Regions from separate parts of the Homo sapiens genome. Here region 1 is linked to region 2. Evidence: chromatin loops called from intact Hi-C (ENCODE). Cell type or tissue: psoas muscle. All regions are shown on one strand. Each heading gives the region's core, and the rest is flanking DNA. Links, peaks and the distances in the headings are about the cores only.

What was found. A loop is a pair of places that touch in the nucleus more often than their neighbours do. Peaks named below come from ENCODE experiments on the same cell type or tissue, not always from the same donor. Only the 100,000 strongest peaks of a DNase experiment are listed, where the experiment ranks them.
Region 1: it touches region 2 in a loop (6-fold over the local background); 21 of 110 quality-filtered maps call a loop at or near these places.

Annotation. Positions count from the first base shown.
Region 1 is chr1:36,551,048-36,556,420 of GRCh38, reverse strand. No RefSeq gene overlaps it. Among named protein-coding and RNA genes, the nearest start is that of CSF3R, 71 kb to the right of the region's middle. RefSeq lists enhancers at 2,292-2,341, 2,482-2,681. In psoas muscle, for the core only: a CTCF peak has its summit at 2,429 (motif pointing left); a DNase peak (open chromatin) is centred at 2,420; H3K27me3 peaks cover 2,801 bases.
Region 2 is chr1:37,432,067-37,437,439 of GRCh38, reverse strand. No RefSeq gene overlaps it. Among named protein-coding and RNA genes, the nearest start is that of LITATS1, 40 kb to the left of the region's middle. In psoas muscle, for the core only: a CTCF peak has its summit at 2,955 (motif pointing right); a DNase peak (open chromatin) is centred at 2,969; H3K27me3 peaks cover 1,137 bases.

The sequences.
Region 1 (5,373 bases), core at 222-5,221, 880 kb after region 2:
GTGAGATAACACACGTGAGTGTGTGGCACCATGCCTAGCACACGGTAAGTTAGGTGCTGCTGGTGATGTTATCTCACTCTGGGCAACCCTACTGAAGTGGTAAAGAGGGCAGGGATTGCTAGACGAGGAGTCATGTTGGGGTGATGAGGATGACAAGTTTATCCTGAGGGATCCTTGAGCAGAGAAATCAACCCAGTCTCAGGGACCCAACTCACTCAGTATCACCACCACACCTACGGTGTGCCATCCCCATGCTGGGCAGGAAGGATGAAGAAATGAACAATGCAACTGCCGGCCTGCCAGGGTCTCCAGCATCATGGGAAGGAGTCAGACATAAAAACAGACAACACCAATGTGCTGTAGATACAGGCAGAATAGAGAGACCCCAGAGGAAGAGGAACCTGAACCTCCAGGTATGGGATGGGGATATAGCTTCCCAAAGGAGGGGCGCTTTATACTGGGCTTTGAATGGTGACCAGGAACCCTAGACAGAAAAGCTGAGCCTGGGAGGGTGGAGTTTCAGAGCTAGTCCCAGGAAAACACAGTTCTCAGAGTTCATTTCTTCTTAACTCAGAGAGAGGAAGTCACTTGTCCAAGGTCACACAGCACAGAAGTGACTGAGCCAGGATTCAAATCCAGATCCTCTTGGCCCAAAACACAACTCGTTCTCCTGCTGCATCCATTGTCTGCTCTCCACCCAGTCACCAAGCCATCCTGCAAGTCAGCATTCTTGGTGCTTAGGAGCACTTGGCACTCACACATAGTGAAGTGGATGCCCTCTGCAGCTCCTCGCAAGACAGGTCCTCTGACCATCTCACAGAGGGCAGTCATTATGGCTAAACAGTCCATGCACACACTTAGCCTGAGTTTTGAAACACAAAGGCATCAGCACCTCTGCAATCACAGGTGTGGCCAACTGTACCCCAGATCCTGGAAGCTTCACTCCTCAGACCACCATAGGCTGCAGCCCACCCTCAGGGTCCACTGCTCCCCTCCTTCCTTCTCCCACATATTGGTGTTGGCTGTTCTTAAATCAAACACTCCATGGTTGCCTGTCTGAGGAGCATCCCTCTCATCGGGGTGCAGATGGGGAAGGAAGAACCCCAGAGAGAAGTGGGCACAGCGGCCCCAGAGCATCATGAAGCCTGGACCTTCAGGAAGGGGTCAGGTGTGACTCTGTGCTACTGAGACCTTGTCTGGGGACCCGCATGGGTGACAGGCAACTCTCCCTCCCCCTCACTCACTCATTCAATATCCATGGGTCTCCTCATACTGTGTGCCATAGGTGAAATGTGGCCCACTGGGAACGCGTTTGGGCAGGGTCCTTGTCCCAGTGAAGCTTTCACTCTGATGGGGAAAACATAGCATAGACCAGAAACCAGGAAATTGATTAATTTTAGATGGTGCTAAGTGCTGTAGAGGAAATAAGACAAGCTGGTGAGATAGAGAGAGACAGGGTATAGTCAGGGAAGTCCTCTCTGAGGAGGTGGCATCTGGTCTGCTGCCTGAGTGACATGAAGGAGCCAGGCACCTGAAGATCGTGGGGAAAGATGTTCCAGGCAAAGGGAACAGCAAGTACAAAGGCTCAGAGGCTGTGTTTGAGCTGGGAAAGATAACTCTCTGGAAAGAGAATGGCCCAAAGAGGCATTGAGCACACACAAAACAGAGGGAGCAGTGGAACCAAATGTGCCACATGCTGATATGTGACCTCTCACTGTCTTTCCTACTTTCTGGGCCTCGGTATCCCCATTTGCAATGTGAGTCAATAGCAAAAACACTGCGACTAATTGAGAGAATGAAATGAGCTTGCTCACAGGTGAGCCTCTCCACTCAGAAGGCATCTCCTCACTCCTGCCTGAGATTGCCCTGCGAGAGCCCTGGGATCCTGAGAAACCATCTACAGTCTGGGGAAGGGGGTCTTCCTTGACCTGTGGAGGGACAACGAAGGACTCAGCCCTAAAGGCGGCTGGGAGGCTGGGTCGGGCTTGCCAGGTTTCTGGCTCCTTGGAGGGACCCCAAGGACAATAGGGCCACCCTGCTCAGTGATGCCAGGAGGTTTACTTGTCTTACCCAAAGCCACAAGGAGATCTTGGGATCTAGGACATGTGGAAAGCCACTGAGCACCCCCCCCAAACAGTTTCCATGCTAGTGGACTCCGTTTTTTCCTTCCCCAGGAAGACACAGGTGAAAATTTTCCCCAGGGTCTGTCTGTGGGTGCGGAGCAAGCATGGGAGGGTGAGCTGCAGAACTGAGACTCCACATCCTGAACCCCAGAGTCAGGACTCCTAGAAATGCCTCCCCATTCCCCAACACATTTACACCACCTGTATACCCAGGTCCTAAATACAGTCTCAGTGACGCGTCTACCTACCCAGAGCCCCTGGTCCGTAATCTGAGCATCGAGCGCCCTCTGGTGGTAATCGTGACTATCCGAAGCCCAGAGCCTCCAAGCGCGGGATGGCCAGCATCGCCCAGCCCCTCCAGTGTGGCGCCTAGCGTGGTGGGGAACTGAACAGCAAACGCCAGGGCTTTTAGCCAGCACCCACCTAAAAAAGACATGCCCTGAGATGGCAAAGGACTTGTCCAGAGTCACACAGCCTGTCGATCGTACCTAGTGGCCAAGAAGAGCACTCATTCATTCGCTCAATCTGCTTCATTGAGCACCTACTTTACCCCAGGCATTGTAATAGGCACAGGGAACTCAGCAGCGACCAAGACAAAGCCCTCACCTTCATAAAGGCTACATTCCACGGAAAGAGGGATAATAAATGCACAAACAAGTAAATATGTAGGGTGTCAGGTGGAGAGAAGTTCTATGATGAAAAATCAAGCAGAGTAGGGGAGAAGCAGCAGCAGGGAGCGAGCTATCTTAGATCAGACAGCTATGGGAGAGCTCTCTAGGGGGATGATTTTGAGCTGAGATTGATGAAGAGATGGGGAAATGTGTAGGGAGAAGCAATTCTGGCACTGGGAAAGGAAGTGGCCCCTGACACAGGAGGGTCCTTGGCATGTTCAAGTGACAGCGAGAAGGCCTGGGTGGTCAGAGTGGAGCAAGCAAGAGAGGCGGTAGAGGCCATATCAGATAGTGTCCTGTGCACTACGACAGGGGTCTAGGGCTTTGTTCTAAGTTGTGTTAGGAAGCCAGTGGAGGGTTTTGAACAATCACGAGGGGGCTAAAAGTTTTAAAGGCTCACTGGATTCTGAAGGAAAAACAGACGGCAGGAGGGATGAGGCGTGAACGCAGTTGGTTCGGAGCTAGAAAGCTATTGCAAGGTTCAAGGTGAATAGTGACAGGAGCTTTAACCAGTGGTGGGAGTAATGGAAGGGTCTCAGATTTGAGATGCATTTTGAAGTTCAAGCCAAAAAGAGCTACTGAGGTAGAGCTATATAGAATGTGAGAGAAAGAGAGGAAAAAGATAAGTCCAAGGTTTTTTGCCTGAACATCTAGGTGACGTTTCCTGAGATGGGGATGGCAGGAAGGAAAGATTTGATGAGAGGACAGTGAAAAGTTCCATTTTGGGCATGGTGAGTTTGAGGTGCTGGCCATGACTATCCCAGGTTGGATATAGGAGTCTGAAGTTCAGGGGTGAACTTGGCAGTCATTACCATATAGATGGTGTTTAAAGCCATGGAGAGAGGCACCTACTTCTATCCAAGATGAAGCAACAGAGGCCAGATTTATCCTCTCGCCTGAAACAAACAAATAAAACACACACAAACTATATAAAACAATGGTTTTCAAGATACTGGACATCAGAAAACAAAGGATAGTATCCCTTAGAGACAGAAAACAAACAAGGTGAGCCCTAAAATCATCTCAGCATACTGTCTTGGTAGAGTTTCTCTGTTGCATCACAGGAAGTAGGAATGGAAGTAGTGCCTGGGAAACATCCTAAATTGGGAAGATAGAGCTAGGGGTCCAGAAAGACAAAGACAAGAATTTGCAGGACAGAGCACTCAATAGGAGAGAGACCTACAAAGACAGCCAGAACCCCAGAAACCTGCAGAGGGTCCCCTTCAAGTATTCATCGGAGTACTGATCAGCACATGTGTATATGGAAAATACCCAAGGCTGAACAAGTAATCATCCAGAGGTATAGAGGAAACAGTACCCAGCAATCACACAAGGCCTGGAATAACATCTATTCTCACCAGGACTAGAAAACCTCATAATTAGTGCGAGATGGGGTAGAATACTCAGAAGATTCTCGCCTCAACAATGAAGAATAATTAGCCCTAAATTTAAATGCCGCTCTGGTCCCACCTAACAAATCTTCAAAGCAAGACCTAAAAGGATCAAACTCTTCCTGCAAATAAATTAATTGCATTCCAGAACAAAGTTCAGAATATTTGTAGAAATGCAAAAATAACCAAGAATATAAAGAACTCCTAATGTATATGTAATTGGAGTATCCAAAGGAATGCAAAAATACTCAAAAAGGTAAAAATTACAATGTCTGGCATCTAATCAAAGATTATCAGGTATGCAAAGAAGCAGGGAAATATGCTCTATAATGAAGATTAATTAATTAATTAATTGAAACTGACTCAGAATGTACATAGATGTTAATAATAGTAATTAAGTGGAGGATTGAGATATTAAAAAGACATAAATCAAACTTACAGAGATCAAAAACAGAGGGGAAAATTACACTGGATGGGAGGAATGGCAGATTGGACATTGCAGAAGAAAAGATTAGTGAACATAAAGACACAGCAATAGAAACTACCCAAAATGAAACACACAGAAAGAAAAATCAATTTTTTTTTTTTTTGAGACAGGGTCTCACTCTGTTGCTCAGGCTGGAGTGCAGTGGTGCAATCTCAGGTCACTACAGCCTCCACCTCCCAGGCACAAGCAACCCTCCCACTTCAGCCTCCTGAGTAGCTGGGACTACAGGCACACACCACTATACCCAGCTAGTTGTTTGTATTTTTGCAGAGATGGGGTCTCGCCATGTTCCCCAGGCTGGTCTCGAGCTCCTGGGCTCACGAGATCCACCCACCTCTGCCTCCCAAAGTGCTAGGATTAAAGGCATGAGCCACCGTGCCCGGCAAAAAATCAAATTTTTTAAAAGGGAACATCAATGATCTGTGGTTCAACATTAAACAACCTAATATATGTGTGATTAGAGTGTCAGCCTGTAATTCCAAACCCGGCAAAAATAACTTTCAAAAACAAAACCAAAATAAGACTATTTCAGATATACAAAGCATAAAGAATTCATCACCAACAGACTTTCATCATAAGAAATATTAAAGGAAGTCCTTTAGGCAGAAGCAAAATGATAACAGTGGGAAATATGGATCCAAGGAATGAAAAGCACCAAAAGTGGTAACTACATGGGTAAATATGTTTTATTATTATTTCAA
Region 2 (5,373 bases), core at 157-5,156:
GGGCTGCCACTTACCACCCCAGGCCTGAGTGACTGGTGAGGCAGACACACCTGGTTTGGGGCAGGGAGCTGTTCTACCCCAGGCCAAACTCTTATCCTCTCCCAAGACCAGGGTCTCGGAGTCACCAGGGGCCCTCCCCTGGTATGCTTAGACAGCTCCCCTGGTGAGCTCAGTGTGATGCCTATTATGGGTGGTGCATGTAAATATCTGCTGTGGATGATAAGTGCCTTGCAACCGGAGGGATAGTGATTAGACCTCAGGGGCTACTTCTAGATTGTGAGGGGGTGTGAGGAACAACAGAGGAGTAAAAGGAACAGCAGCAAGGAGGATCCTGGGATTTGGTGAGGGGCTACATTCCTGGGAGATGTGGTAGAAGGAGCTTGCTGTGTGCCAGGCACGATTCCGAAGCATGTTACATGTGTTAACTCCATTAATCCTTCTAACACTCAGTGAAGCAGGTGTCTTGAGTATCCCATTTTACAGATGCAGAACTTAAATACTTTGTGCAATTCACACAGCTTGGAAGTGGCGGAAGCTGATAGGAGCCCAGACAGATGGACCTCAGAATCTGCTCCATCATAGCACTCACTGATGGTCTGGCCCTGTCTGTTTCTCCAGACTGGGAGCTCCTTGAGTACGATGCTAGTGACTCCTTCTCCCTTGTGTTCCCAGGAGCCAGCACGGGGGAGTATCTGGTAGTTGCTCACCACGTCTGGAAGGAAGAAAGGAAGGACATAAGGAAGGGAAGAAGAGAGGGAGAGACAAAGGAAGAAAGTATTGGAGGGCGGGATGTGGTGGCTCACACATGTAATCCCAGAACTTTGGGAGGCCAAGGCGGGCAGATCACTTGAGGTTGGGAGTTGGAGACCAGCCTGACCAACATGGTGAAACCCCATCTCTACGAAATATACAGAAATTAGCCGGGTGTGGTGGCGTGCATCTGTAGTCCCAGCTACTCAGGAGGCTGAGGCAGGAGAATCGCTTGAACCCAGGAGGGGGAGGTTGCAGTGAGCTGAGATTGTGCCATTGCACTCTAGACTGGGCAACAGAGTAAGACTCCATCTTAAAAAAAAAAAAAGTGTTAGAGGCAGGGGCTTGTGCAGAGGGTCTTGGGGCATTTCAGACCTACCATCCTGTCCCTGTATTGCATTCCCTGCCTGTTGGGTGCCCTCCTATGCCTGCCACCACCCCTGGATCCTCCAGGTCTCCCGAAGCTCAGCTGCCTCCTTGTCCAATTTCATTTTCTCACCAGACAAATGAGGGGCTGGATCCGCCTTTCCATTCACACAGGCAGTTGTCAGCTGCAGTGGCATCTGTTCTTGTTGGAAAAATTAAGAAGGAAGTGAAAGAAGCCACAGCCCTAGAGCGGATGGCTAGGGAATCTGGGTCTGGCCTCTCCTGCGAAGACCTTTCCTGTCTCCCGTAGGAGGTGCCTGGGAGGCAGCTCAGGGCCGCAATGGACATGGGTTCTCCACCAACATTCTCTTCCCTTGAGAGGGAAGTGTGGGCCACAGGCAGTGGCTCACATCTGTAATTCCAGCACTTTGAGAGGCCACGGCGGGTGATCGGGTGGATCATTTGATCCTAGGAGTGGGACCAGCCTGGGCGACATGGCAAAACCCCGTCTCTACAAGAAAATTAGCCGGGCGTGGTGGCACGCACCTGTAGACCCAGCTACTCAGGAAGCTGAGGTGGAGGATCTATTGAGGCCTGGGAGGTGGAGGCTGCAGTGAGCCACTGTGCCACTGCACTCCAGCCTGGGCAACAGAGCGAGACCTTGTCTCAAAAAGAAGACAACGACAACAAACAAACAAACAAACAAACAAAAAACCGGAAAATGTGGTTAACATGGTTAACAGTATGGCCTCTGGAGCCAACTCCTGGGCAGGATCCCAGCTCTAGACTGACAGCTGTATGTTTGCTTGGGCAAGTTATCTAACCTCTCCGTACCTTAGGTTTCCCATCTAGCTCATAATAATGTTGTGAGGGTTAAATGAATTGATATATGTAAAACATGTGGAATCGAATACACATCTGGTACCTAGTAAGCATGTGCTTTAGTAGTGTCATAGCTGTTATTTTTTCTCTTCCTTGCCCTAGGGATTGCTTCTCTGAGGGAGGCACTCAGCCTACTGGTGTGGTGCACCCAGAGACAGAAGAGCTTTCTATGGACTGGGCAGGTTGGAGAAGGCTTCATTAATTCTACAGACCTTTATCGATCCCAGGTCCCTGAACCTCCCCCGCCCCACCGGGAACCCCAAGTCTAGAGCGGAGGGAGGCAGACACATAAACAGAGAATCAGTATAAGAGGCAAGTATGTAATGTTCAGGGGAAAAGAGGAGGTAGTGGCTAATGGATATGAAGGCTGGTGGAGGGAGGAGGTCAGAGAAGGCTTCCTGGAGGAGGTGGCATAAGTAGAAAGTAGAACTGCGAATGACAGTTTGCCAGGCAGTCCCAGGGTGGAAGGCCTTCCGGGAGACTAAGAAGAGATGTGCTCTGGGCAGCAGGAGCCCGGCTGTGAGGAGCCTGGGCTTTATCCTAAGGGCAGGAGGGAGCACCAAGGGCTGTGGAGTAGCAAGGACATAGGCAGCTGGAGGAAGGTGGCTTGGGCAGCTGTTGGAAGATGGCTGGGCATGGGAGGACTTGTCAGTTCCCTTCCTTATTCATCTCTGCAGCCCCAGCTGCCAGGACTGGTCAGTCCAGCACAGCATTGCTGGCTACCACTGAGTAGATGAACAAAGGAAAATACCTGTGATCATCTAGGCCTGAGACAGCTGGGACCAGAGAGGTAGCTGGGGTTTTGTAGGAGGGTGCAGAGCTGACGGTTTGTGGACTCTTGCAGAAGGTGTGGGGACTTCTCTTGAGGGTCATGTGCTTCTGGCTCCCCTAACAGCTCAGCCTGGGGTTGCCCTGTGTGGGAGAGGCAGGTCATGCCAGCAGCTGGGCCTGACTGGCTCTGTCCAGCAGGGGGCAGCCGCAGTGCGCAGATGGGCGTGCCCGGCGCCTTTTCTAAGTGCCACCAGCACTTAGAAAAGGGTCTTCGTGGTGGGTGGGTCGGACCCAGTGTGGCAAGGGCTTCCTTGGCGAGCTGAAGGGCAGAGAGGGGGCACCTTCACACCCTCAGGATCTTGTTGATTGGGGCAGTCCTGCGGAGACCAGGGATGCCCGCAAGACCCTGGGAAGCCTAAGTAATTTTCAACCCTGGGAGCACATTAGAGTAGCCTGGGGAGTGTTAAAAACCCACCCAGGCCTGGTGCCCTCCCCAGATCCATGAATCAGAGTCTGAGGGTGGGGCTCAGGCACCAGTCATTAAAAAAAAAAAAAAAAAAAAAAATCTCCCCTGGCCAGGTGCGGTGTCTCACGCCCGTAATCCTAGCACTTTGGGAGGCCGAGGCGGGTGGATTACCTGAGGTCAGGAGTTCAAGACCAGCCTGGCCAACATGGTGAAACCCTGTCTCTACTAAAAATACAAAAAATTAGCCGGGTGCAGTGGCGTATGCCTCTAATCCCAGCTACTTGGGAGGCTGAGGCAGGAGAATCGCTTGAAATCGGGAGGTGGAGGTTGTGGTGAGCCGAGATCACGCCATTGCATTCCAGCCTGGGCAACAAGAGTGAGACTCTGTCTCAAAAACAAAAAAACCCAAAAACAAACAAACAAACAAAAAACTCCCCTGGCAATTCTCTTTTGTTTGTTTCTTTTTTTTCTTTTATTTTTTTAATTGAGACGGGGTCTCACTCTGTCACCCAGGCTGGAATGCAGTGGCACGATCCCTTGGCAATTCCAGTACGCACTGAATTGCCCAGTGGCAGGGGTTTGAGAGGAGTGAGCCAACAAATGTCAGGACCTTCTTTTCCCTCCTGTGGGGTAGGTCTGGGTCATTTAGATCTCATGCCCACTATAGTCACAGCAGGGGGTCCGACGGCCCTTGGCCCTTGGCCTCAAGGCTGAGAGAAGGTGGGGAGCAGGGTCGCCTGCAAGGAGACACCTGCTCCCACCTGCCAAGGATGAGGCATTCAGAGTGGCTGTGGGGTGTGCTCGGGAGTGTGTCTCAGCACCGCTGCGCGTGCGGGGGCACATCCCTGTGTGCAGGTGCTGGGTACCTACGTGCATGCAAGTGTGTCTGTCCGGCATGTGAAGGGGCTTTTGGGGCTGGTTCTGTCTGCCTGGCATGCTGGCTTTTGCCTCTGTGCTTTGTGTATGTGTTGGGACACGAGTGTTGCTCTGCGCCAGCAGCTGTGAGCTGTCTCTGTCTGCAGGTTGTCTCTGCATACACGTTGCCTCTGTGTCTTTTGTGTGTCATGGTGTGTGGCTATCTCAGGGCTGGCCTGTGCACATCTGTGTTCTTGGGTCTTTTAGAGCCAACGACGAATATGAAGCTCTGCTGTTTGAAGGTGTTTTTTCTCTTTCTTTCTCTCCTTCCAGCCTGATCAGTATGCTGCTCCCGTGCAGCCTCCCCAAAGACCACACACAGGCGAGTTCTGTGTGGACAGAGTCAAGTGTGGGCTTAGAAAGATCCACCACAGCCCCTCTAGGAGTAATACCTCCAGTCAGCCTCCCTCTAGGTGTGCAGCCGGTCTTGCTGGCCAGAGCCTCCTTGCGGCCGATGCAGCCAGCAACAGGCACCGTCGGCCCACCGAGCGTGCCAGGCCCACCGCCCCTCCCTGCCCACCATGTTGGAAAGGCCATAGGAGGGATCTCAGCTAAGCAGGGCCAGATGGAGACAGAAGGACCTCCCAAGCAGGCCAGTTTGGTGCCACTTTATGTCAATATTCTCTAAATATTTGTACAACATTTATTTAGTGGAGAAGGTAAAATGATATTCTGTTAGTTAAAAAAAACCCCAGTATATCTGCTTATAATAAAAAATGGAATTTATTGCATGCACCAAGCATCACATACATGTTAACTTAGCCTTTGATATCGGAGTTTTCCCATCATTTATAATTGGATGTACATTGTGATTCACTAAGGATGGAGGTAACTGTTACATAGCTGTGGATACGTAGTTTGTTCCCAGAGACATAACTCTTTTTTTGAGACGGAGTCTCGCACTGTTGCCCAGGCGCAGTCTCGGCTCACTGCAATCTCTGCCTCCTGGGTTCAAGTGATTCTCCTGCCTCAGCCTCCCGAGTAGCTGGGATTACAGGTGCCTACCACTAGGCCCAGTTAATTTTTGTATTTTTAGTAGAGACGGGGTTTCACCATATTGGCCAGGCTGGTCTTGAACTCCTGACCTCAGGTCATCTGCCCACCTTGGCATCCCAGTGCTGGGATTACAGGCATGAGCCAACGCGCCTGGCCCCAGAGACAGAAGTCTTTATCAGGCATTGTTTGGTTTGAAAATTTCAGCCAGCTCTGCAGGCCATGTTTAC